Linked DNA regions of Homo sapiens: regions 2, 3 and 4 are each linked to region 1. Evidence: chromatin contacts called from ENCODE Hi-C or POLR2A ChIA-PET data. All regions are on one chromosome and are shown on one strand. Each heading gives the region's core, a stretch centred on a gene start or an enhancer-like site at or near the end of the contact. The rest is flanking DNA. Distances are from core to core; before and after follow the strand shown. Region 1 holds the start of NCSTN (nicastrin). Region 2 holds the start of TOMM40L (translocase of outer mitochondrial membrane 40 like). Region 3 holds the start of USP21 (ubiquitin specific peptidase 21). Region 4 holds the start of ARHGAP30 (Rho GTPase activating protein 30).

Evidence for each region. Hi-C counts contacts between places; a loop is a spot of excess contacts on that map. ChIA-PET counts read pairs that join two places held with the same protein, here RNA polymerase II (POLR2A). Pooled maps may share reads with other maps.
Region 2: a pooled map shows a loop between it and region 1 (7-fold over the local background). The contact joins the promoter of TOMM40L here to the promoter of NCSTN in region 1. A Hi-C loop is called at or near these places in 7 of 50 pooled maps.
Region 3: a map of B cell shows a loop between it and region 1 (4-fold over the local background). The contact joins the promoter of USP21 here to the promoter of NCSTN in region 1. A Hi-C loop is called at or near these places in 5 of 168 maps with a recorded cell type or tissue (B cell, CD4-positive, alpha-beta T cell, CD8-positive, alpha-beta T cell and 2 more) and 8 of 50 pooled maps. POLR2A ChIA-PET finds 5 or more read pairs at or near these places in 1 of 52 experiments (H1).
Region 4: a loop to region 1 is called in a map of CD4-positive, alpha-beta memory T cell, with 6 times the contacts of the local background. The contact joins the promoter of ARHGAP30 here to the promoter of NCSTN in region 1. A Hi-C loop is called at or near these places in 1 of 168 maps with a recorded cell type or tissue (CD4-positive, alpha-beta memory T cell), 2 of 37 single-sample maps with no recorded cell type and 6 of 50 pooled maps.

What each region holds. Positions count from the first base shown.
Region 1 is chr1:160,338,817-160,345,926 of GRCh38, forward strand. NCSTN (nicastrin) reads left to right here and starts at 4,567. Exons shown (of 17, transcript NM_015331.3): 1 at 4,567-4,665; 2 at 5,906-6,010. The coding sequence starts at 4,581. It overlaps COPA (coat protein complex I subunit alpha), which reads right to left and starts at 4,434. Exons shown (of 33, transcript NM_004371.4): 1 at 4,315-4,434; 2 at 1,365-1,478; 3 at 1,093-1,166. The coding sequence starts at 4,354. RefSeq lists enhancers at 4,367-5,314, 4,587-4,636.
Region 2 is chr1:161,223,023-161,230,132 of GRCh38, forward strand. TOMM40L (translocase of outer mitochondrial membrane 40 like) reads left to right here and starts at 3,038. Exons shown (of 10, transcript NM_032174.6): 1 at 3,038-3,114; 2 at 3,333-3,582; 3 at 3,866-3,933; 4 at 4,236-4,328; 5 at 4,614-4,715; 6 at 4,862-4,967; 7 at 5,164-5,286; 8 at 5,406-5,482; 9 at 5,693-5,795; 10 at 5,934-7,110. The coding sequence starts at 3,468. The coding sequence ends at 6,073. MIR5187 (microRNA 5187) reads left to right here and starts at 4,164; the gene lies at 4,164-4,239. APOA2 (apolipoprotein A2) reads right to left here and starts at 606. Exons shown (of 4, transcript NM_001643.2): 1 at 573-606; 2 at 328-403; 3 at 1-28. The coding sequence starts at 379. It overlaps NR1I3 (nuclear receptor subfamily 1 group I member 3), which reads right to left. Exons shown (of 9, transcript NM_005122.5): 9 at 6,647-6,904. The coding sequence ends at 6,775. RefSeq lists enhancers at 2,444-2,553, 3,014-3,083, 4,598-4,777.
Region 3 is chr1:161,157,881-161,161,684 of GRCh38, forward strand. USP21 (ubiquitin specific peptidase 21) reads left to right here and starts at 1,620. Exons shown (of 14, transcript NM_001014443.3): 1 at 1,620-1,798; 2 at 2,486-2,626; 3 at 2,740-3,360. The coding sequence starts at 2,761. UFC1 (ubiquitin-fold modifier conjugating enzyme 1) reads left to right here. Exons shown (of 6, transcript NM_016406.4): 5 at 241-331; 6 at 532-976. The coding sequence ends at 612. RefSeq lists a silencer at 1,699-1,848.
Region 4 is chr1:161,064,479-161,071,588 of GRCh38, forward strand. ARHGAP30 (Rho GTPase activating protein 30) reads right to left here and starts at 5,413. Exons shown (of 12, transcript NM_001025598.2): 1 at 5,050-5,413. The coding sequence starts at 5,146. It overlaps NECTIN4 (nectin cell adhesion molecule 4), which reads right to left. Exons shown (of 9, transcript NM_030916.3): 9 at 6,520-7,110. RefSeq lists an enhancer at 4,706-5,252 and a silencer at 5,149-5,298.

The sequences.
Region 1 (7,110 bases), core at 3,317-5,816:
TCTCTCTCCCTTAAATGATGGTCTGTCTTCTTATTCAACGTACTCCTTGAGCAATATCTTCTACTGCTTCTCCTTTGGCTCCTCCCTTCATGACGACAAATCACAAATATATTTCTAGCACAGACACCTCAACTAGACTGTCCCTTAGGTCCCTCAAAATCACCAGAGACAAGATGGAATTCATTATCCATTCTCTTCCACTCCAGAAAACTATCTCCTCCTGATTTTCCTTTCCTAGTTAATGACACCCCCTTTACCCAGTGACCTAAACTAGAAGCCTGAAAGTCAGCTCATTTATTTCTCCTTATTGGCCCTTATTTCTCCTTATTGGCCATCTCATTTATTTCTCCTTATTGGCCATCACCCAACAGACACACTGATTCATTTCCTTAAATTCTCACATCCATCTCCTTCTCTCCATTTCAAATGCTACTACCTAAGCTCAGGTTTCCTAACTGGTATTTTTGCCTCCTGTCTTGCCCAAATCATCCAATCTTTTCTTTAATTACCACCAAGTAATCATTTTAAAAACATATAAATCTGGTATCACTCCTGTATTTAAGTTCCTCAAATGGCTCCTAGTTATCTGCATGATAACATCTAAACTCCTGAGCGCCACAAACAGGTACTCCATGATCTGGCCCCTCTCATCTTCTGCCCCTTCTCTCACCATTTCTCCAGGTTTTCTCCATACAAAACCAATAACAGCTGCCCTGTATCTAGCTGTGTCATGCTTTTTGTCTTTGCACCTATACTGCTCTTTCCTATTTCACTGTGAATATCTCTCTATTATATTGCTTACCAAACTGTACATGCTATTACTTGGATATATGTTTATCTTCTGTATTAGAATAAAAGCTCCTTGAAAACAGAAGCCATTTCTTATTTATTTTTGAATTCCCTAAAAAGAAAACAGTGTCTGGTACACAGTAAGCATTCAATAAATGTTTGCTGAGTAAGTTCTCCGGATAATGTTGTCAAAGGCCTGAGCTCTGTATGAATGAAATTTCCTGTCTTTCAGTTCCTTTCATGATTCCCAAACCTTCCCACATCCTCTTTCCTTTATTCTCAGTTATGACAGACCCTCTGTACCTTAATCTTATAGTCATCTCCTCCAGAGACGAACAGTGGCTGCTGCTTATGGAAGTCAATGCCTCGCACTGGACCTGGTGGAGAAGGCAGGCAATGTATGTTAGACAGAGCTATCCTTTCTAATCTCTAAGGTGATTCCTATTCAGGATTTTTCAGTTCTATCATTTCCACATTCTTTAATCATAGAGGAATCCATGTCAAACAAGGCTTAAAATACCCCAGGATATTATAAATACTTATACTCCTTTAACTTCCTCCTAGAAATATCTCACCATCATGTTCATCAAACTTGTCAATGAGAGTGCACATCCGATAGTCCCATAACTGGATGACCCCATTATGTAAACTAGTCAGGATCCAAGGTCTTTTGGGGTGAAAGCTGAGCCCTGAAAAAAATAGAAAATGATACAATGAGCTAACTAAGCCCCATGATGTCACCTTCTGTCAATTCTGATAAGAAAAAGAAACATCAAGGTTAATCCTAGGTTCATTCATTCGACATGCTTGATGATTTTTTACTGGATGCCAGACATCGTGAATTTTATGTTTGGTACTAGATTTTTGTCATATTCCTTTACATATTCTTGGGCTTTGCTCTAGGATACAATTAAGTTACTTGGAATCAGTTGATCCTTTCAAGGCTTGCTTTTAGGTTTTATTACAGAGGGGCTACAGCAGCCTTCATTCTAGGCTTAATCTGGAACCACTATTAAAGCAATAGCCATCTGAGGTCTCTATTTGAAGCCCTGTAATATTAGGAAGTCTTTCCTTTCTGGCAAGTAGGAACACAAACTAGTCCCAGTTCACTAGTGTGAACTCTGGGGATTGCTCTGCCTTCTCCTTTCCAGTGGTCCTTTTTCAGGTTTTGAATAGTTTTCTCACATGCAGATCAGTACTCAAACAAAGACCTGAGAAGACATCCTGCAGATCTCTAGTGCTCTCTCTCTGCAGCCCCCTCTTCTCCGGTATTTTGCCCAACAAAATCTAGCCATCTTTGCTTCCCCACACTCTAAATTTATGTCTCCTCAGAAAGACCAAGGGATTCCCCTCTTCACTGAAGCCTAAAAACTCTCTAGGCAGTAATCTACGACAATCACAGGACTCACCTTGTTTATTTGCCTTCTCTGGAGAATTATTTTCCTGCACTGCCTGTTGCCCAACATCTGTGAGCAATGTATGAACCTTTGTTTCATACATTTTGTTCAGTTGTATAGTTAAGGTGGGAAGGTAAATCTGGCTCTTGTTATTCTATCATGACTGGAAATGGAAGTCCCCAGAGGTAACAACTACTAACAGTTTGAAGTGTATCCTTTCAGATTTTTAATGCAGTTACACATAGACATAGGCTTTAGTATTTTATGAAAGTGGGGATCACGTTATGATGTTGTTCTGCAAACTTCTTCCTCACTTAACTATATAATATGGATCTCATGGAAGTACATATAAACATAACCTCATTCTTTTTAACTACAAGGGACAAATGTACTACACTTATATTATTCTAACAGGCATTTTGTCCGCCAATTTTTGGCTATCAGAAGAGCCTACTGAAGATACTTCTACACATAATCTAGCCTATTTGCATTATTACTGCCCTAGGCTAAAGACCTGTGAGATTGCTCAGGAATAGAATATGTGCACTTAACATTTTAGTACATATAGTTTAAATGTAAAAACACTGTATCAATATACAGTCTCATGAAGTTTATGGAGGTGCCCATTTTGCACACAGGCTGCTATCAGCTATTTGTTGTTTTGTTTTATAAATCTAAGACCCTCCCCCCAAAAAAGTAACTTAACTTTTTTTTTCTTGCATTTCTTTCATTACTAGTGAGGTGGAACTATTTTAATTATTTATTGAACATTTACAATTTTTCTTCTAAATTGTCTATTTTTCCATTAGGTTCTTTTTTTTAATTATGATATATAAGTACACTCAACAATGGATGTTTGCCCTCAAATATTATGACATCTTTGTTTTTCCTTCTGTACTGCCCAGCAAGAAATTAGGAGCAGAAAAGAAAACTGAAAGATTATGAAGACCCATTTCACATTTCACCTATACAGGTCTCAGAAATTCTTAATGGTACCCATCTTTCAAGGTCAAGTTTCCCAAGAGACTTAGAAACTGCTCAGAATATATTCACACATTGATAACAACCTCCAGTTTTTGAGCTACTGAGTCTACACCAGGCGCTGTAATAAATACACTCCATATACTTTCTCATTTTAATACTCTCTATAAAAGACGATTTTACAGATGAGGAAATACAGACTTAGAGACATTAAGTAAGTCATCCAAGTCACAGCTTGTTAGTGGATGTCTCAGGATTCCAAGGCAAGCCCATCTGACTTCAAAGACCAAGTTCCTAACCACTTTGTTACGCTGCATCTCACTAAATATTCTAGATACTATTTTTTCCAGGTCTTCGGAGACCTTACTTCTCTGACTTTCACATTCTAACGTTCTGAGGCTAATACTGCGATCTCAGTATTTGCCCTCCACCCCCAACGACCCACACTCGAGCTCTAGAGCTGCCGTACTTAGCAAATAAAAATACGAGATTTCCAGATAAATTTGAACTTCTGGTAAGCAACGACAGACTAAAAAACTATTCATTGTTTACCTGAAATTCAAATTTAACTGGGTATCCTGCATTTTATCTGGCAACTCTATCAAGTTGAGACTTTATTGGGGTTATAAGCCTCAAGTACTATTTCCGGGTAGTAAATAAAGCCGAATGGAGGCACTGATGTTGAGATGCTGCAGCCAAGGCCTCCTTAAGTGAGGTTGCCACTACTCGTCTCCAAAAAGGCTACTGACTCGGGTGCGAGTAACAGAGATCGAGACTCAGTTCCCAGGGCCACTCCATATAACACAGTCATCAAAAAGCCAACAGATCACAGGGCCTTTGGAGCAGAACAACACAAATCGGGAGCACAGCCAAGAGAGAAAGGGGGAAGAAAGAATAGGGAGGGGGTCTAAGGAATCCCCTGCAGTGTGGGAGCCACTTTATAGGTAAATCGAAGCCCAAGGACACACCAAAGAAGAGGGGACTGGAGAACCGCTAGCCAGGCCCAACCTCTCTCCCACCCTCCGTCTTCCTCCGGGTCCGTCTGGTGGGCCCATTTCGACCAACACCTCTACCCATTTTCTCTTCCCCGGTGTCAGCGCCGCTCCTGACATCCAACCTCCATGTTCCCCCTTTTATTCTCCACTACCTTTGACCCGCGCGCTCTTGGTCTCGAATTTGGTTAACATCTCTCAGGTCTCCGACTCCGATGTCTTAATCCGAGCCCCGACACACCCTGCTGCCCTTCGGACGCCTCCACGTCAGCGACCCTCTCCCGCGGTTTCCGGAAGCGCCTGGAAACACGAACTTCCGGTCTCTTAGGCTCCGGGCCACAGAGACGGTGTCAGTGGTAGCCTAGAGAGGCCGCTAACAGACAGGAGCCGAACGGGGGCTTCCGCTCAGCAGAGAGGCAAGATGGCTACGGCAGGGGGTGGCTCTGGGGCTGACCCGGGAAGTCGGGGTCTCCTTCGCCTTCTGTCTTTCTGCGTCCTACTAGCAGGTGAGGCCTCCCCGCCCGTGAGCTCCGTTCTCTAAGGGGAACTCTCGGATCGGCCCCGCCGCGACCGCCACTGTCTCCCTTCTGGTTCCTGCTGCCCCTCTGTCCCCCCACCCTGTAAATCCTCTTTCTTTTTCGTTCCCACGACAGAAGTTCCCCCTTTGCCTGGACCTGAAGGTCCCTTCTCCCCCGCAGCACGTCGTGTCGCTTCACTCCCTTCTCTAGGCCTCTTCCTGGACTTCGAGCCTGACCCTCTCCCACTTTGTCCAGATGTCTCGTTTTTCCCACAACCCCAGCCACCCACCCCACAGTCGAAAGGAACAGGTGTGAAAGTTAGCTTTCTTCCTCGCGTTTAGACTTTTTGAGACGAAAGCAATCTTGTTCTGTGGGTGCTGTGCGGCGCTTAAAAGGTGGATTTCTTATTTCTTCCTCTGTTGATTACATCCTAAGTCTGTGTCCCCCTGCCTTGCCTCAGGTTTTTTTTTTTTTTTTTTTTTTAATCAGTAAAGCAAGAATAAGGTAGGATATGGGTACTCTTAACTGTGAAGACCCTGAAGTAACAATTCAAGGAACTTTTGGCATTTATAATGTACTTAAGTGTTTGCTGATACGCGTTCATTTACTGATACATGGCTTTTTAGTTGGTCAAGCCCTAAAATGCAAATGCCTGTATATAACTATGACTGTGCCTTCCCCCAATTCACATTGTTTTTAAGGATCCTCAAAGGAGAAACTACAGCTGCCCCACACTGTGGGCACACAAATGACCTGCTGATGTTAAATTAACTGACCCGTGTATGTCATAAGGTTTCTCTCAATTCTGTTCACACTCTTGGAAAAATGCCTCAGAAAGTTTTCTTAGCCCAGCACCTGTGTATTAACCAATTAGTAATATACATACAGGATATACAAGCAGAAGTGTGATCACCTGTGCAACCAGAATCTGGCAAATCTAAGGTCAAACACCTTTCCTTTGACCAAGTTTTCTCTCTTTTAGTGTCACTGTCAATGGCGCTACATGGACTTTGTAATAACCCTTTGAGGCACATAGCTGGGTGCCATGTAGAACATGTATCTGTTACGATAAGTGTGTGCCCAAGAAATCAGAAGAATGGACTTTAATCTCATTTTAGAAAGTATGATATTAAATGATTTACCCAAGCCATACTTCAGGTTAATGACACGATAGAAGCTAGTACCTGTGTCTCTCAAATTTTTCTAACACTTTTTATCTTCCGATCAGGTTTGTGCAGGGGAAACTCAGTGGAGAGGAAGATATATATCCCCTTAAATAAAACAGCTCCCTGTGTTCGCCTGCTCAACGCCACTCATCAGATTGGCTGCCAGTGTGAGTTGAGATGGATTCATGTTTGTGGACATTGATATTTGTCTGTGCCCTAGATACTAAGTAACATCCATGTCCTGCTTAGGAGATTTGACACTTATATTGGACTGTATGTAGGCAGTTACAGATAACCGTCTGTCAAGCTAGGCAAGATAATTAATAAGAACTAACATTTAGTAAATGCTGCATACCAAGCTTTTTACATGTGCATCTCATACAACCCCAACCACAACCCCACAAAATAGGTCTTACTGTTATTGTCACTTTATAAATGATGAAACTAAAACTTAAAGAAGTTGAGTAACTTTCCCAAGATCATACTGGTAATAAGTGATGATGCCAGGATCTGGTGGCCCGAGCACTAAGCTGAGAGACCTTTTTTTTTTGACACGGAGTTTCACTCTTGTCCCCCAGGCTGGAGTGCAATGGCACGATCTCGGCTCACGGTGACCTCTGCCTTCTAGGTTCAAGTGATTCTCCTGCCTCAGCCTCTTGAGTAGCTGGGATTACATGCACCTGCCACCATGCCCAGCTAATTTTTGTATTTTTAGTAGAGATGGTGTTTCACCATGTTGGCCAGGCTGGTCTCGAACTCTTGACCTCAAGTGATCCACCCACCTTGGCCTCCCAAAATGCTGGGATTACAGGCGTGAGCCACCGCACCCAGCCGAGCCAGCACTCTTAACCACCCTATTATACTGTTTTTTAAGGAGAAAAAAGTCTCATATTCTATGGTGTCCAGTTATCACTTGCACTCTGAACTTTTTGGAACCAAAATGGGCTAAAGGCAATGAACTATCTGAAGAGAAGGCACTGAAAATGCCAAATAGGCTGGGCGCAGTGGCACATGCCTGTAATCCCAGCACTTCAGGAGGTCAAGGCGGGTGGATCACTTGAGGTCAGGAGTTTGAGACCAATCTGCCAGCATGGTGAAACCCCCCCATCTCTACTAAAAATACAAAAATTAGCCGGCTGGCTGCTATGGCATGCCTGTAGTCCTAGCTTCTCGGGAGGCGGAAGCAGAAGAATCCCTTGAGCCCAGGAGGCGGAGGTTGCAGTGAGCTGAGATTGTGCCACCATACTCCAGTATAGGTGACAGAGTG
Region 2 (7,110 bases), core at 1,788-4,287, 880 kb after region 1:
TCCTTTGCCTGTCTCCGAACCAAAGCTCCTGCCCACACACACACACACACACACACACACACACACACACACTCTTTTCAGCTGGGTCCACAGCAGTGAATCCTGGCCTCCTGCCATACCTCTGCCAGTACCCACCCCAGCTCTCTGCCCCCTCCCCAAAAAGGTATCCAGCCAGATCTTTGGATGGGCTTTCTGGGCTTTAGAGAGGGAATGATCTTCCTTTTGAGCCCTTTGGTTGCCAGACCTGGATATAAGAGCACAGGCAGATAGGTAGCTATAACCACCAGCACATTCTCCCTTTTGGCCCCCTCTCCATATCACACCCACCTTCAAGGCTGCAGATGGTGAGGAGTAGCACAGTTGCTGCGAGCAGCTTCATGTTGGTAACAGTGGGGAGGGCGGCCTAGGAAGAGGGTGGTGGGGGTTTGGGGGACACTGAAGCCAAATGGGCTTCAGCTCCTCCCCAGGGATCTCCCTACCTGCTGCCCATTCCAACCTGGCTCTCTCCCTCTCCACAACTGAAGCCCAGGCCTCTTTGGATGCTGCTCACACATCTTGCCTCCTTATCTTACCTAGCCAGCGTCTCTGTCCTTGGTGTCTGTGCCTGCCCTGGCTGGAGAGGAAGGGGCTATATACCTGTCTGTTTACCCACCCCCTGTCAGGTGACAGGGACTATGGATGGGCCCAGTGGGGCAGGGATTATGTGAGGATAAACAAGTTGGAGAAATGGGGGAGGAGAGGACAAGCACATGGAAGACTCATGGTGATGGGGTGAGAGGCAGGGGGTACAGCTCTTAGTGGAGGCTAAGGGGGTACACTTCAGGTATATTTGAGGTTCATTCTTTTGAGATCTGAGGTCCTTGGACTTGAGTGCAACAGGAAGCAGGATTCCAAGTTATTTCTCTGGAAAGCTCTGACATATCAACCCATGGAATACCATCAACCCATCATACCATGGAAAGCTCATGGTGTCTTTATTCCATTATGGGTAGATCTCATCTCTCAACCTTATCCCACTTTACTGCAACTTGGCAGAGAGATATTGGGGAGCAGAAGAAAGGAGAAAGGAATTGAAATCAGGGACAGGGTTGAGGGCTATGGGGGTTAGGGGAATGAGGGTCGGGTAAGAGGGCAAGTGTAAATGATCTTGTCCGTTTTTGAGTTAATGTGTAATGAGACGGGGAGAAAACAGGAGAGCCCAGAATGACCTGGATGCTGATCACTGAACATACCCTACCCCCAGTAAAACAAATTCAGAAAACAGCTTCCGCCCGTCCCCTCCCAATGGAGGGCTCTGGCAGGAAAAGAGGTGAATAAGAGGCTTCTACCAGGGTAAAGGTTGAAGGCACCTGGTCATTTGATCACCTTATCAGTTCTAGGCAGTGATTAGCCAATATTGAGTCAGCAGGGGCAATAGCCCTGGCCCTTGTCTCACTCCTGTTGGGGGTGGGGGAGGGGGAGAGGTACATTCCCAGGTTCAAAGCATTTGGGTGAAATCAGTTAAATAGATATCAGAAGCTTTTGTATCTTTCACCCTTTTGCCCCCCAAGCATACTCGCTGAGTATGTGGAACATTCCTGAGGGTGACAGTGGAGGCGCAAAGCTGATGAGGGAGGTAGTGACCAGAGACCAAGAAATCTTTGTTTTTTAACTTTTGTTTTAAATTCAGAAGTATATGTGCAGGTTTTTTTGTTTGTTTTCCTGAGACGGAGTTTTGCTCTTGTTGCTCAGGCTGGAGCGTAATGGCATGATCTCGGCTCACTGCAACCTCCACCTCCCGGGTTCAAGGATTCTCCTGCCTCAGCATCCCAAGTAGCTGGGATTACAGACATGCGCCACCACGCCCGGGTAATTTTGTACTTTTAGTAGAGACGGGGTTTCCCCATGTTGGTCAGGCTGGTCTTGAACTCCCGACCTCAGGTGATCTGCCCGCCTCGGCCTCCCAAAGTGCTAGGATTACAGGCATCAGCCACCGCCCCTGGCCTATATATGCAAGTTTGTTACACACGTAAACTTGTGTCATGGGGATTTGTTGTACAGATTATTTCATCACCCAGGTATTAAGCCTAATATCCATTAGTTATTTTTCCTGATCTTCTCCCTCCTCCCACCCTTCACCCTCCAAGACCAAGAACTCTTACTCCATTTTCAATTATTCCCCTGTGGAGCGCTTAGTGCTTGAGGTCAGCCCTTTGGCTTGTCCCTGGTCCTGGGATGGAGTGCCTTTGGGGGCCAGGCTCCATATTCCTAGATTTTATTTGCCAACTCTGCCTTGGGACTCAGGGAAGGAAGGGTTAAATACAGAAAGCAGCTGTTTCAGCGAATAGTTCTGCTAGAACTTACTCCTCTGCGCCAAACTCTCACACCCGTTTCCATTCCACCAAGTGGTCAAGAGCGGGGACTTCGAGAGATGTAGACCTCCAGAAGAGAAGGGTGGGTCCCTGTTCTAGGGAGTGCTGCGCTTAATGAGTAGTACTCATTTGGAGGTGTGCTGTGGAGGGCTGTGAGGAGGATTTCCCATGGGTTCTTTGGAGAGAAGGGAGCGATAGAAATGAACCAGGGTTCCAAAGAAGTCTTCATAATCGTTCTTTCTGCCACCCTTCACACTATGCCAGTCTACAAGCTGTAGTTCCACTTTTCTCATGGATGAAACTACATGGGTGGAAGGAGCTTCAGTGGCCCAAGCTACAAGATGCTCCCTCTAGTGTCTTGTACGCTCACAAGTTTTTTTCCGACCTTGGAGAGGCCTAGTGATCTAAAGCCTTCCACTTAAGTCTAAGGGGCCACCAATCAAGTCCTGCCCGCCTCTGCAGCTCCAGGGTTGAAGCTCTTGGGCCGTCAGACCTGCCACTCATTTTCTTCCTCCCTTCCCATTGGCCCATGGTAAATAGCGAGGCTTTTTTTTTTTTTTTTTTTTTTCATTGATTGGGCGGGGCCCAATCAGGGTTGGGTTGGGTCTTTGACAGCTTTCTTTGCCAGATTCAAAGATGGCGCTTACGGCCACGCTAAGAATGCAGCGTGAAGCTGCAGTTCTGCCATCACTCAAGATGGCTGCCCCCATCAAGATGACCGGGGTGTGCCGGGGGGAAAGGGGCAGCATGATGGTCTGAGATGGTAAGGGATACTGCACCATTGCGGGCCTGGTCTTGGGGCCTGGGAATGAAGAATAGAGAGGCTAGGGAGCTAGGTGAAGTCTGTGGTGGGGGCTAGGATCAGAGAAAGGGAGAGAGGACAAGGGTGACAAGTGGGGGTGAGAGATCAAAGATGGGGCGGGAGTGTGCCTAGGGTTGTCTCTCCATGAGTGCTCTCCTTCCCTACTCTTCCTGTTCCAGGTGTAGCGTCGGACCATGTGGAAGTTTCTGAGGCTGGGGAGCCGGATAATGGGGGGTGGGGCCCGTTGGGGGGTAAAGGGGCAATAGCGTCCTTTCACAGGCTAACCTCGGCTCTTCCCAGTCCTCTGGACTAAAATGGGGAACACATTGGGCCTGGCACCAATGGGGACTTTGCCCCGCCGGAGCCCCCGCCGAGAGGAACCCCTGCCCAACCCTGGGAGCTTCGATGAGCTGCACCGTCTATGCAAAGGTGAGAACTTGGCACTTGGGTGTCTCAGGATGAAGGGGCAGAGGAGTGGAGGGTCTTGAATGCCGGATGTCCGGCGATGGGAGCAGGAAAGGGGAGATCATAGCTGGGTCATGCAGCCTCAGGGAGGATCAGGTGCCCAAATGAAGTGGAGCATTTCATTGCAGGACTTGAAAGGAGGTTAATTCCTCCAAAGTGTTCCCTATGGGATTGAAAGGGGAGACTATCTTTTGGGGTAGGGGTTCTTTGTCTGTGCTTATTCCTTCCCTTCCCCTACCCCCTTCAGATGTATTCCCAGCACAGATGGAGGGAGTGAAGCTCGTTGTCAACAAGGTTCTGAGCAGCCATTTCCAGGTGCTCCCACTTCTCTGGCCCCTCCTTACTATTCCCCCTTTCCTGTCCCTGGATCATCTTCTCCTTTCCTTTGTACTCCAGCCCTAGCCAGTCTATGTGGGACAAATGAGGGAGGATGTGGGGTTCTCTTTACCTCCGTGCCTGTGGGACTTGTTGCTTTTAATCCGATGACCTTCTCTGTATATGTTGGAATATTTAGGATTCTTGAGAGGCCCTCTGGATGGGGAAAAGACTAAGGGTGGGATGAGGGATTGAAGTGGAGCAGGAATGCGCTTTTCTCCACTGAATCCTCTTTTCCTCAGGTGGCGCACACTATACACATGAGTGCCCTGGGCTTGCCGGGATATCACCTCCATGCGGCCTATGCAGGGGATTGGCAGCTCAGTCCCACTGAGGTGAGGGCTCCACACACCTGGGTCATCTCCCTAAAAACCAATCTGGGACCCAGGTCTGGAGGAAGAGGAATTGTGTGTGTTATGGGGAGGAATGGGCCGTAACCTGATTCTCTGTGTCTTTTCTGAATGAGAGAGGGTAGAGAAACATTTTCTGTGAAGAGCCCAGAGTGTGTCTTTGTGACTCCACCAGGGGGCGCTGTGCACTCTTAATGAAGTTCTATATTTGGGTTTAGGCTGAGTGGTGCCATCCGGCTCAGCCTTACTACTGTGTACACCCTTCCACAGGTGTTCCCCACTGTGGTAGGGGATATGGACAGCAGTGGCAGCCTGAACGCCCAGGTCTTGCTCCTCTTGGCAGAGCGGCTCCGAGCTAAGGCTGTCTTCCAGGTGACCACAGTTCCTGCCTCCATCCCCTGAGGCACTTCCTCTTTCTCCTCCACGGGTTTCCTGCTCTGAGGGCTTGGAAGGAGGAGCAGAGTCTATAATGATCATAAAGAGGGAGGGAGATTTTACTTCTTGCTCTTGCCACCCAGACGCAGCAGGCCAAGTTCCTGACATGGCAGTTTGATGGCGAGTATCGGGGAGATGACTACACAGCCACTCTGACCCTAGGAAATCCTGACCTGATTGGGGAGTCGGGTGAGGAACTGGGACAGGGTTCTTTTTATCTTGGCGGCCCATTTGCTAATGTTACTATGCCTCTTCATCTTCTGTACAGTTTGGAGTTTAGAAAAGGAACTTCTTGGGCAGGCTGGGGTGGCGGTTATTGGGAGTGAGGGAGCAGGTCTGGATATTGTCTCTATGACTGACTCCATGTCTCCCCATTCCCCCACAGTGATCATGGTTGCTCACTTCCTGCAGAGCCTCACTCATCGGCTGGTGCTGGGAGGAGAGCTAGTTTATCACCGGCGGCCAGGCGAAGAGGGGGCCATCTTGACACTGGCTGGGAAGTACTCGGGTATGGGGCGAAGTGAAGTAGTGGTGGTGGTGGGGGGCAATTCTGGACTTTTCTGGGGTTCCTGGCCTGTGTCATACTACAGTTAACACTCCTTCCCCTCTGTACTTTGGATTTTACAGCTGTACACTGGGTAGCTACATTGAATGTGGGATCAGGCGGGGCCCATGCAAGTTACTACCACAGGGCAAATGAACAGGTGAGACCTCTGATCTCATTCCCTCCTTGTCAGCAAGTCAGTCATGAACTTCTGTTCATCTGGACCTCTATCGCCCTGCTGACCTATTTTTCTTCCTACCACGCTGTGTATATATTTACATGCATGCCTCCATTCTGCTGATTCCCCATCAGGACCCTTCTGGTCTTCACTGATACTGATCTCTCTCTCATCCTTGCCCATGGTTCTCAGGTTCAGGTTGGAGTGGAGTTTGAGGCAAACACAAGGCTACAAGACACAACATTCTCCTTTGGTTACCACCTGACTCTGCCCCAGGCCAACATGGTATTTAGAGGTGAGGGTTATTGGGAGACATTTGGCTATCCTGAGGAATGGGGGATGCAGAGGAGGGAGGGAAGCTCGACCTTACTTCTGGTGACTATTTCCTCCAATCCCTGTTAAATAATCTAGTGGGTATTCTCTCCCCCAACAGGCTTGGTGGATAGTAACTGGTGTGTAGGTGCTGTGCTGGAGAAGAAGATGCCCCCTCTGCCTGTCACCCTAGCCCTTGGAGCCTTCCTCAATCACTGGCGCAACAGATTCCATTGTGGCTTCAGCATCACTGTGGGCTGAGGTTGTCCAGAGCCAGCCCCCACAGCAGCTGGAACCTCTGAGTCAGGTGCCCTAGGGCCAAAGACTAGGCCCCTCTTCAGAGCCCACCTTGCTGGGTGATCTCTAGGACCCAGGAGCAGAGTGGTGGACAGGACCATGCCCTCCTCAGAACTGGAGCTGCCACAGGGGCAGTTGATGAGGCAGAGGTTTGAGGATCCCCCCTCTGCTACCAGCCCCAGTATCACCTTCCCCATGCTCTTGTGGCTGTGGACTAAGGGAGAAGGATTAAGGGGTATGGCTGAATTCCCCCGGCACCCCTTGCCCTCAGGCTTCCTTCTTCCTTTCCCTTTGGTTAATCCTGCATGGGATTAGCTGACCATCCTGTTTTCCATCCCAGAGCCTCCCAAGGCTGGGAAAGTAGGGCTGAAGGGCTAGATGTTTGGTCTCAGGAAGTGGGGCCCACCCATTCCCAGAAGGAGCTTCTTTACCTCTTAGCCCTGAGGTTTCCTCCTTCCCATCTTCTGTGCTTCCAGAGAACAACTTTGTTCCTATGGTCACCCCCACTATCCCCATGACCGCATGAAGAGGCAGTTATTGCTTTAGTCTTTCATTGCAACCACTGGGCTCCCTTTGAACCCGGCCCAATCTTTGGTCCCAGCATTTTCCCACTCCAGTGTATCCAGGGTGTTCCAGGTGAGCTGGGGAAGGAAGTGAGCATGGCCTCAGCTGCAGATCTCCTGGAGCAGCGGCATCATGGCAGACAGGCCCTGGATGTGCTGGATTTGGTACCCGTAGGCCTCATTAATGCTCCGGAGCTCAGCCAGCAGGCCTAGCAACTTCGCATACAGAAACCTTTGGAGGAAGTAGTGGGGTTGCCAGGAAAACAGGAGGGAAATAAGGCAGTTGGGAGTCTTGTCTCTAGGCCCTGATCCCCTGAACTATTCCTCAGTGAAGCCAGGTCTGAACATTAGAGAAAATCATGCTCTGGTATGACAGACTATCAGAGGTTCCAAAGGTCCTCCAGGGGGCCTCGGTCTGACACTGTCTTCTCTCACCAT
Region 3 (3,804 bases), core at 370-2,869, 820 kb after region 1:
ACCTCTGAACTTAAAAGATGTAAGGAAAAAAAAAAAAAGGAAGAACTTTGGAGGCAGAGATTTTCCCAGGGTCTGCTGGCCTAGTGGGGTGCCAGGCCCTCCTTTGCTGAGCCTAAGCAAAGTACTTAGCTGAACTTGTTCTCAATTCTGATCACTAGTAGTCTTCCTATGCCCCCAAGAGGCTGCTGTGCTTTATGGTAAACTTTGCATGTCAACACCTTCTTCATGTCCCTCTCATAGGGGTGGCAAAATATGCCTGACGGATCATTTCAAACCTTTGTGGGCCAGGAATGTGCCCAAATTTGGACTAGCTCATCTCATGGCTCTGGGGGTAAGTTTTGTGTATTTGGCATAAAAGGAGAAAGAGGGACTTAGGCCCTGAGCAGTACAAGAAAAGCAGCTAAGAATAAAAGGAATAACAGTGATGTCCCTTAAGCATGTTCCCCCAGAATCTGTCTCCAGGAAGGAGCTTCTAATGGAACAAGAAGCATTGACTGGTAGTAATCTCACAGGATTTTCCTTGTATTGCAGCTGGGTCCATGGCTGGCAGTGGAAATCCCTGATCTGATTCAGAAGGGCGTCATCCAACACAAAGAGAAATGCAACCAATGAAGAATCAAGCCACTGAGGCAGGGCAGAGGGACCTTTGATAGGCTACGATACTATTTTCCTGTGCATCACACTTAACTCATCTAACTGCTTCCCCGGACACCCTCCACCTCTAGTTGTTACTAAGTAGCTGCAGTAGGCATTGCTGGGGAAGAAACAAACACACACCAAACAGTACTGCTACTTAGTTTCTAAGGCTGCACAGGGAAGGGAAAGACTGGGCTTTGGACAATCTAGAGGTAATTTATATCCGCCCCCAGGTGGAGCAACATGCGATTCTGGAGGCACGGGGGTAACTGAAAGTGAGTACATATAGTCTTTCTGGTTTCTGGAGATAACCCATCAATAAAAGCTGCTTCCTCTGGTAGCCTGTGGTTCTCATTGGGAGCTGTTAACAGAGGGCAAGTGGGCTGAAACCTGAGGCACATGAACAGCTACGCCGGGTTGGGTTGGGAAAGAGTCGGAAATAGGGGATGCTCTGGTCAGGAGTGGGAATGAAATGTTGACTGTTCCCCCTGCTGCTCAGATCTACCTTTGTCCTTTAGTGGTGAGCCATGCTTTGCCCTACCGTGTTAGCCTGCAAGAAGTGGTTTTGCCGGACCAGCACTTCCCGCCCTCCAGGGATCTTCCCAGCCCTCTGTGAAGTGCTAGATGCTTCTCCACTGGTCTGCGGGCTGGACCCAGGCCTGCAGTTTGCCATACTTGCGCCCCTGCTGTTTGGGAAGGATCTGTGCTGTAAGCCTCGCGGCCATACTACGACTGTCAGATCTCCATCCCTATGGGCTATAGGATGGGGCGACGGCACCCTATACCTCAGGGACTTGCTTTGGAGTCATGGATTAAAGACCTCTCTGGGCAGCGTTGAGAACCAGCGACCCTAAACTTGGCTGCGTTTCCATGGTGTCGATCGCGGAGCCGTGGGGGCGGGCTCACGCAAGCGCCAAGGGACCGGTGGGAGGAGTTCGGGTGTGGATGCGCAGGCGCTTTGAGAGACGGTGAAGCCGGTGGCCGGTGGCCGGGCGGGACCAACAAAGATGGCGGCGGCCCCTGCGGCGGGAGCGATCTGGGCAACGGCTGCGGCTAAAGCTGCAGCCGGGCCCACGGGGGGGCTGCACGGGGGTAGTAGGGGGTGGCCCTGAACTGGGGCCTGGCCCTGGCTGGCCTCTCCCGCCGCCTCACTGGGGGACAGGTACGGGCCGGGGCGTTATGGCATGGCGGGGTGTGGGGGGGCGCAGAGGGAAGACTGCTCCAGACCCGAGAGGACACTCTCCACAAAGGCGCGTGGGGCCCGGCGGGGCCTGGGAGAACTGGGCTGGAGGGACAGCATCCCTGGACCGCGGGGAATACGCCGCCGGATTCCGTAGCCAATCAGCGGTCTCGGCCTTTCTGCCCTCGAGGGGGGCGGACCCGGCTAAAGCCCTGCTGTGGTGGGAGAAGTGCAGAGATTAAGGGTCAAGGAGTTGTTCGTCCTCCATCCCCGACTACTGCTTTCTGAACCTCGACACCATGTCGGAGGTCGGAGGTGGGGGAGGGAATGGATCGTAAGTCACCCATATAGTCTGCTTCATTTGCAGCCCAGAGAGGCAGGGATTCGAGGATGGAGGGCTGTCTTTTGGGCTGTTATTCTTGCATCTACACTACCATTTGGCTAGGGTCTTAAGTGACCCGAGGCACATCCTACTTTACTAGCCGGGTATGGGGTCCCATGTTACGTTAGAGCCGAGATAGGAGTTATCACTGGCTTTTCAGTAAAGATGTGTTCTGCAGGGAGGGGTCGGGAGTATAGAAAGGGTCAAAGCCATGGGCTGCTTATCTTTCATTCATTTGTTTACCCAATAGATACTAAGTATTTACTTTGTACCAAACACGATGCCAGGTACTGGGGATACGATGGCTGATTCGATAGATCTGGTTCCTGCCCTCAGTGCGTATACTGCTCCCCACTTTCGTTGATGTGGTAGTGGTGATGACTGAGCCAACCACCTAATGTGGAAATGAGAGGACAGCAAGATTGTGGGTATGGAATGGGGCAAAGCAATAAGGGAAAATTAGTGTGGCAGGGTTCAGTACAGCAGCCTGGGTTCCCATTTCCCCCCATATTCAAATGCTGACACTCTCTTCTCCTCCCAGGTCCAGCCTGTGGTGTCCACAATGCCCCAGGCCTCTGAGCACCGCCTGGGCCGTACCCGAGAGCCACCTGTTAATATCCAGCCCCGAGTGGGATCCAAGCTACCATTTGCCCCCAGGGCCCGCAGCAAGGAGCGCAGAAACCCAGCCTCTGGGCCAAACCCCATGTTACGACCTCTGCCTCCCCGGCCAGGTCTGCCTGATGAACGGCTCAAGAAACTGGAGCTGGGACGGGGACGGACCTCAGGCCCTCGTCCCAGAGGCCCCCTTCGAGCAGATCATGGGGTTCCCCTGCCTGGCTCACCACCCCCAACAGTGGCTTTGCCTCTCCCATCTCGGACCAACTTAGCCCGTTCCAAGTCTGTGAGCAGTGGGGACTTGCGTCCAATGGGGATTGCCTTGGGAGGGCACCGTGGCACCGGAGAGCTTGGGGCTGCACTGAGCCGCTTGGCCCTCCGGCCTGAGCCACCCACTTTGAGACGTAGCACTTCTCTCCGCCGCCTAGGGGGCTTTCCTGGACCCCCTACCCTGTTCAGCATACGGACAGAGCCCCCTGCTTCCCATGGCTCCTTCCACATGATATCCGCCCGGTCCTCTGAGCCTTTCTACTCTGATGACAAGATGGTGAGGACTTGCCACACACATGGCCTTCATGCCCATGTTCCTCTGTGCTTTCCTGCCATCCTCTGCCTTTTCTGTCCCCCATTTCCCTGAAGTTCCTTTCTCAGCCCTTCATTACAGCAGTTTGGACATGCCTCTCCCTTGCTTAAATACCCTTGAGCCTCCTAGACCCTTTTTTGGGTTGTTGGTGACTCTTCAGCATGGTGTGCCATTTCGGTCCCCAGGGGATTACCCCAACTATTTAGAATTCTTCTTTGGGTCCCCAGGCCCTTCCTTTCCCTTGCTTGCACCTTCTCTACTGGGACTCTGCCTAGGCCTAATTAATCTCTGGAGCTAAAGAGAGGCAGGCACAGAACATCTTAGCAAACGTGGTTGCACATTTTCTGAGCTAAGTAAGCTAGGCTGATTGCAATTGGAGCCAGCAGGAGAAGGGCAAGAAGGGGCCAC
Region 4 (7,110 bases), core at 4,163-6,662, 730 kb after region 1:
TTTGGCATGGCAGCTCATGCCTGTAATCCCAACAGTTTGGGAGGTCAAGGCAGGTAGATCACTTGAGATCAGGAGTTCAAGAACAGCCTGGGTAGCATAGCAAGACCTCATCTCTACAAAAAACAAAAAATTAGCAGGGCATGGTGGCTCACACCTGTAGTCCCAGCTACTCAGGAGGCTAAAGCAGGAGATTGCTTGAGCCCAGGAGTTTGAGGCTGCAGTGAGTGATGATGGCACCATTGCACACCAGCCTCGGCAACAGAGTAAGACAAGAAAGAAAGAGAAAGAAAGAAAGAAAGAAAAAGAAAGAAAGAAAGAAAGAAAGAAAGAAAGAAAGAAAGAAAGAAAGAAAGAGAAAGAAAGAAAGAAAGGAAAGGAAGGAGAGGAAGGAGAGGAAGGAGAGAAAAGAGAGAGGAAGGAAGGGAGGGAGGGAAGGAAGAGAAAAGGAAAGGAAGGGAAGGGAAGGGAAGAAGGGAAGGGAAGGGGGAAAAAGCTGTGGTTCTCCTAAACCATCTAACTTTTTTTCCTTATGGGCCCATGAGTCTTGCACTTGATTATGTTTATTTATTTATTTATTTTGAGTTGGGGTGCATTCAAGCAGTTCTGGTGCCTCAGCCTCCTGAGTAGCCAGGACTACAGGTGCACGCCACCATGCCCTGCTAATTTTTATGTTATTTAGTAGGGATGGGGTCTCACCATGTTGGCCAGGCTGGCCTCGAACTCCTGACCACAAGTGATCTGCCTGCCTCGGCCTCCTAAAGTGCTGGGATTACAGGCGTGAGCCACTGGGCCTGGCCTATGTTTACCTCTTTAACCACTAGGAAGCTCAGAGCCCACCTCTAAGAACCATACAGAACAATGTAATATGCATTTCTGGGTGCTGATCTTTCTCTTCCTCTTGTTTTTCCTTCAACCCAATTCCTTCAATCATTTATTCTAATTTTTTGTAAAGTTTTAGGTTTTGAAAGTCATTCCAAGCTCTTTGTTGAATAAAGTATGACAGAAATATGGAATGAAGAAAATAATCAATAAATTCATCAATCCCAATCTTTCCTTTTTCTTTTTTCTTTTTCTTTTTTCTTTTTTCTTTTCTTTTTTTTTCTGAGACGGAGTTTCACTCTTGTTGCCCAGGCTGGAGAGTGCAATGGCGCGATCTCAGTTCACTGCAACCTCCGCCTCCCAGATTCAAGAGATTCTCCTGCCTCAGCCTCCCAAGTAGCTAGGATTACAGGCACCCACCACTCTGCCCGGCTAATTTTTATATTTCTAGTAGAGACAGAGTTTCTCCATGTTGGTCAGGCTGGTCTCAAACTCCCGACCTCAGGTGATCCACCCACCTTGGCTTCCCAAAGTGTTGGGATTACAGGCGTGAGCCACTGCACCCGGCCCCTTATTTATTTATTTATTTATTTATTTATTTATTTATTTATTTATTTGAGACAGAGTCTCACTTTGTTGCCCAGGCTGGAGTGCAGTGGTGCAGTCTTGGCTCACTGAAGCCTCAGCCTCCCGAGTAGCTGGGACTACAGGCGCACACCACCATGTCCAGCTAATTTTTGTATTTTTAGTAGAGACGGAATCTCACCATGTTGGCCAGGCTGGCCTCAAACTCCTGACCTCAAGTGATCCACCCGCCTTGGCCTCCCAAAGTGCTGGGATTACAGGCGTGAGCCACCATGCTCAGCCAACCAAAATCTTTCAACTCTCCTCATACGACCTGGCTTTCAGACCCTTCATCCTCCTGCACACCACAGCCAGGAGTTGGGTGGGATTAGGGAAGCATCTAGTGTGCAAAATTTAAGGAAGCACTTATTCTCAGGGCCATGGAGATGCCAACCATGCCCATGCACGGTCTTGAGTACCTCCTTGAGAATGAGGCATCTAGGGGCCTGGTGTGGTGGCTCACACCTGTAATCCCAGCACTTTGGGAGGCCGAGGCGAGTGGATCACCTGAGCTCAGGAGTTCAAGACTAGCCTGGCCAACATGGCAAAACCCCGTCTCCACTAAAAAGTACAAAAATTAGCCAGGCGTGGTGGTGCCTGTAGTCCCAGCTACTCGAGAGGCTGAGGCAGGGAGAATTGCTTGAACCCTGGAGGTCGAGGTTGCAGTAAGCCAAGATGGTTGTGCTGCACTCCAGCCTGGGTGACAGAGCAAGACTGCATCTCAAAAAAAAAAAAAAAAAAAAAAAAAAAAGGCACCTAGGGCAATTGTACGACACTGAAAGTGAGTGCTTCCTTAAATTTTGCACCCTAGTCATGTCTCTTGCCTCGTCTTAGTCTCAGTCCTACAGTTCACCATCCATCGTTTCAGTACCTACTCCCATTTTCTAGGATCCCACTGACCTCAGGTTCCCAGCATTGAATGCAGAGATAGGGCAGGCCCCTCCTTGTCTGAGCTGCTGCTGTACTCTCGGGTGCCTAATGCTAAGCCAACTCTTTTGACTCATAAATAGTCTGCTGTCACCTAAACCACCAGGTTTTTGTCACATGAGCAGCATACAAACCAGGTCTTCTCTATCCTATCCTTCTCTGCTGATTTTGAACCTCCAGAGTCCTTTAAAGGGGACACTCAAAAGCCTAAGGAGTCACAGCCATAGAAGAACTGGGTCAAGGAGATGGGGGAAGAGACAACAGGGTCACAGAGATGGGGGAGTTAGGGAGATAGAGATCAGAGAGATGAGATCAGAGATAAAACCTACAGACAGGATTGGAGCGATGAAGTCAAAGGGATGGAGACATCGAGGAAATAAGAGTAGGGTCAGGGAGGAAGGCCAAAAGCTTAGGGACCTGAGAATTAGAAACCTGAACAATCGGCCAGGTGCGGTGGCTCACGCCTGTAATCCCAGCACTTTGGGAGGCCGAGGCGGGTGGATCATGAGGTCAGTGTTCGAGACCAGCCTGGCCAACATGGTGAAACCCTGTCTCTACTAAAAATACAAAAATTAGCTGGGTGTGGTGGTGCCTGCCTGTAATCCCAGCTACTCTGGAGGCTGAGGCAGGAGAACTGCTTGAACCTGGGAGGCAGAGGTTGCAGTGAGCCGAGATCACCCCACTACACTCCAGCCTGGGACAGAGCAAGACTCCATCTCAAAAAAGAAAGAAAGAAAGAAAGAAAGAAACCTGAACAATCTATCAAAGATTAGGAAAAGAAAGAATTCAGTATATACAGGGCTTAAGGAAGGAAGAGACCCATGTGGGGGCAAAGAGCTGGAGAGAGGGCTGAGATGGAGCAAGGCTGTGGGGATGGGGGAGACCAACGTGATCAGGGAGGATAAATTAAGCGAAAACAAAGATCTCTCTGCTCTCATTTTTTTGTGGATGTTGGATTAAAGAGAGGAACCATCACCAGCCTCTCTCTGTCCTTCCTTCCACTTTCCACCTCTCTGTACCAGGAAGACCTGAGGGATAGGGAAGGAGCCACCACTGCTACTCTGGTGCCCAAGATCAACCCACCCTTGGGTTCTGTGAGGTTCTGGTCTCCTGCTCTCGGATTCACCTAGGATCAGGATTCAGCAATCAGATCTGTCTGTCCCCTCTAGAGAGTGTGCCCCTTCCCTGCTAGGAATCCAGGAAGAGGCCGGGAGGGTTATAGGAGCAGGGTCTGGGCTGGCTGTGGGTTCAGTGTTTCAAGATAAAATTGGTTGGTGGACCACAAAAAAGGGCAGTACCAGGAAAGGCTGAACTGAGGGTTTGCATTGAGCTGGGAGGAGCACATCATCCCCAATTAAATCTCATAATCCTTGGCTAAGAATCATAGCTCTTGAGAGGAGTCCCTTAGAAAGGAGTAAGCCCTGCACTGATGGCTGTGCCACCTCCACTCTGCCCAGTGAGAAGAGGAAGGCTCAAATAAGCTCGCTTCAGCTGTTTAACACTCTTCCTTGGGGTCTGGGCTTTCCCTTAACCAAGGGCAATGGGGATAGGGGTCCTCTCACTGGAGGAGAAAAGGGGAAGGAGGTGTCTGGGGACGCAGGGGCGGGGCTAAGAGCAGGAAATGATCTGGGAACCACCATCACCCTCCCTCCGCTGCAAGCACCACAGCCCAGAGCAGAGGAGGGGACAAAGAGGAAATGACAGATTGGGGTGGGGTGGAATGGGGTGGAGTGGGGAAAGAATTATGCCTTTCTCTAGGAGGAGCTTGAAGTGCCAAAAACAAGCTGGGCTGGGCAGCCAGGGTGCCTGGGTTCAATTTCAAATTGAATCAAGAAATGATTTTGAGTGGCTGCTCCATGCCAGGCCCCGTTGTGAACCTGATATTGTCCCTGGTCCTTCTGGCTTCAAAGCCCACTCTAAGGTAACCCAGGGAGGGAGCTGGGTGAGCTCCACAGACAGCTCCACACCCACCCTCCTTTGCACCCTCCACCTCCAGCTTCAAGCCAGGCCTCACACCCTCTCTTTCATTCTTCCCCATTTCAGCAGCTTCTCCCCTTGCCCCCCACTTTGAACCTGTTTCTCTTTTGCACAGGGACAACAAGAGAATCACAAAGACTAGGGGCAGAGGTTGTTTCCAGCCCGACATCATCCCCTGCGGCCCAGCAAGGCTGCAGTGGGAACAGAGCCCATGACCTTGTCCTTGGGTGTTCTCCAGCCAGGAAACCACCCGCCTCAAGGGCCATCTTGAGACCCTTCTGGGGCCATTTCCCTGTCTCCTTTCATTCAGACCTAAGGATAATCATTTCCCCTTCAGCCACTCCTCTCCTGACCCTGTCGCCTCACCCTCCCTCTCCTGTTCCCAGTCACCTGCCCGCTGTTTCATCCACTCCTCCTCGGTTTCCAGTCTCTCCATCCTCCCCCTCACTGCTACCTGGGTACTCACATTCTCATCCCCTCAGCCACCCCATCCCCAGAAAGTTACACAAGGGAGCCGCCCTGCCTTCTTCACTGAGCCACATTTCCTGTCTTGCCCACTTACAGTTCTCTTGAATGGTGACCCCAGGCCACTGCCCCTTCCCCAGGAGCACCGGAAACTGCTTCTGCCCTTCAGGCTGGATCGGGCTGCAGATGCCCAGTGCCTCCCCACCCACCCTGCAGAAGCTGAGCCGGCCTCCTTACCCTCCTGGCCTGAGTGCTGCAGGTGCTCCTGCAAGTCGCACCCAAAAACCCGCTCCTTTGCGCTGCCCTTCTTCTTTCCTTTCTGCCGAGACTTCATGGCCAGAGCCCCAGGGCACTGGCCCGGTCACCTCTATCCCCCAAGACCTGTGCCCTACCAGTCCCCCATGGGATCCCAGCCAGCTGCTGGGCTTGGCCCGGCCCCAGGGGGGCAGGGCTCCCAATTGGGGGTGGAGGGTGGCCTGGGCAACGGGCAGCAGCTCCTGCCCCTGGGGCCCCGGCCACACGGAAGTGGCTGTTGAAGAGGAAGCTACCAGGACCCTGGCAAGAAATTGTGTCCTGTGTCTCGTGGCCCAGCCTGGCACTCGCCCTCCTCGCCCCGCTCAGCTTTAGGGGGCAGGAAGCAGTGCAGCTCCTTAACCCACTTCCTGTTAGAGCATCTTTGCAACCACAGGGCCTAGGGTGGGGGAGGTAGCTGACATTCACATCCTCACCCTTTGCTTGGACTTCATTCATTGGTCAGGGGAGGTGATGTCAGAGCCCTGGGGTGGGGTGATGGCGTCTGTGGTGTGAGCAGGTGACCAACTCCCTTAGAGACCAGAATTCTTGGGTCCAAGGTAGAGACCTGGGGCTTGCCTGGGAGCAAGTTGACACAGGGCTGTAAAAAGCACACTCACAAGGGAGGATGCCTGGGTTCTGCCTCTGATGGATCTAGCACCTCAGTCAAATCGCATTACTTCACTGAGCCTCAGTTTCCAAACCTAGGAAAATGAAGGGAGCAGACTAGAGGACCTTTAAATCCTCCCACCTCTAAGAGTCTGTAAAACTCATTTAACTTGAGTTTCAGTTTCTTTACCTGTAAAAAAGGGTACACTGCTGCCTATTTCACATAGCTGTTGTTGAGTCTCCAGTACAATAAGGAATTCAGGCTGGGCGCAGTGGCTCACGCCTGTAATCCCAGCACTTTGGGAGGCTGAGGCGGGTGAATCACCTGAGGTCAGGAGTTCGAGACCAGCTTGGCCAACATGGTGAAACCCTGTCTCTACTAAAAATACAAAAACTAACTGAGCATGGTGACGGGTGCCTGTAATCCCAGCTATACGGGAGGCTGAGGTGAGAGAATCGCTTGAACCTGGGAGTCGGAGGTTGCAGTGAGCTGAGATAGTGCCACTGCACTCCAGCCTGGGTGACAAAGTGAGACTTCATCTCAAAAAAAAAAAAAAAAGGAATTTAAAACACTTTGCAAACTAAGGTACTGGCCATCCTCGAAAGGGTTCTTAGCTTCACTTTCCTACCAGGGGACTCTCAGAGATGGCCAAAGGCCTTGTGGAGGCCAATTCTTTCCCTTCCCTCCCAGCTACAGGCATCCTAAGTCTTCCCCTACTTGGGACTACAGGAAGGATGGTACCGAGACAGAGAGTATGTGACTCAGAGCTTACACAGTTCAAGGGGCAAGACAGGAGCCAGACAGAACAAGTTTTGTCTGTTTATTTAAAAACAGAATATCATTTTATGTACAAATATGCACATATTTACATAAAATGTACATGTTAGGATCTTAGATCTTCAGGCTCCACATTCGAAGTCCTAGGCTGGCTGGGGAACGAAGGATGGGAGCCTCTCCCTTAGGCCAGAAATCCAGCAGATTTCAGACTAAGAAGAGTTTGGGTACTAAATCTAGGTATTCTGGCTGAGTGTATCTGGGTGGGCCAGCTAAAAATAAACCTCATTGAACTCCAGCCCCAACCCAGAGAAACATCCAGAAGAGCCTTGAATTAGTGATCCAAAACCCAGGGGGAAAGGCGACATTCTCACCCCCAGCACCTCCTTCACCTCACCTCAACTCCTACTCTCTCGGTCTATAATCACTGCTCTCTCTCTCCCCAACACCACTATTGAACAGGAGCCCTTGTCACCAGGTCCAAGCAATTCCCTAAGGTATCACAAACAATGGTGGATGCAATTTTACCTTACTCAGTAACCACGAGGCTCACATCCCTAATTTCAGACTCTACCAGCTCTCAGGTGCCCTCCCAAGGGGCTGCCTGCATGAAGATGCCTTGG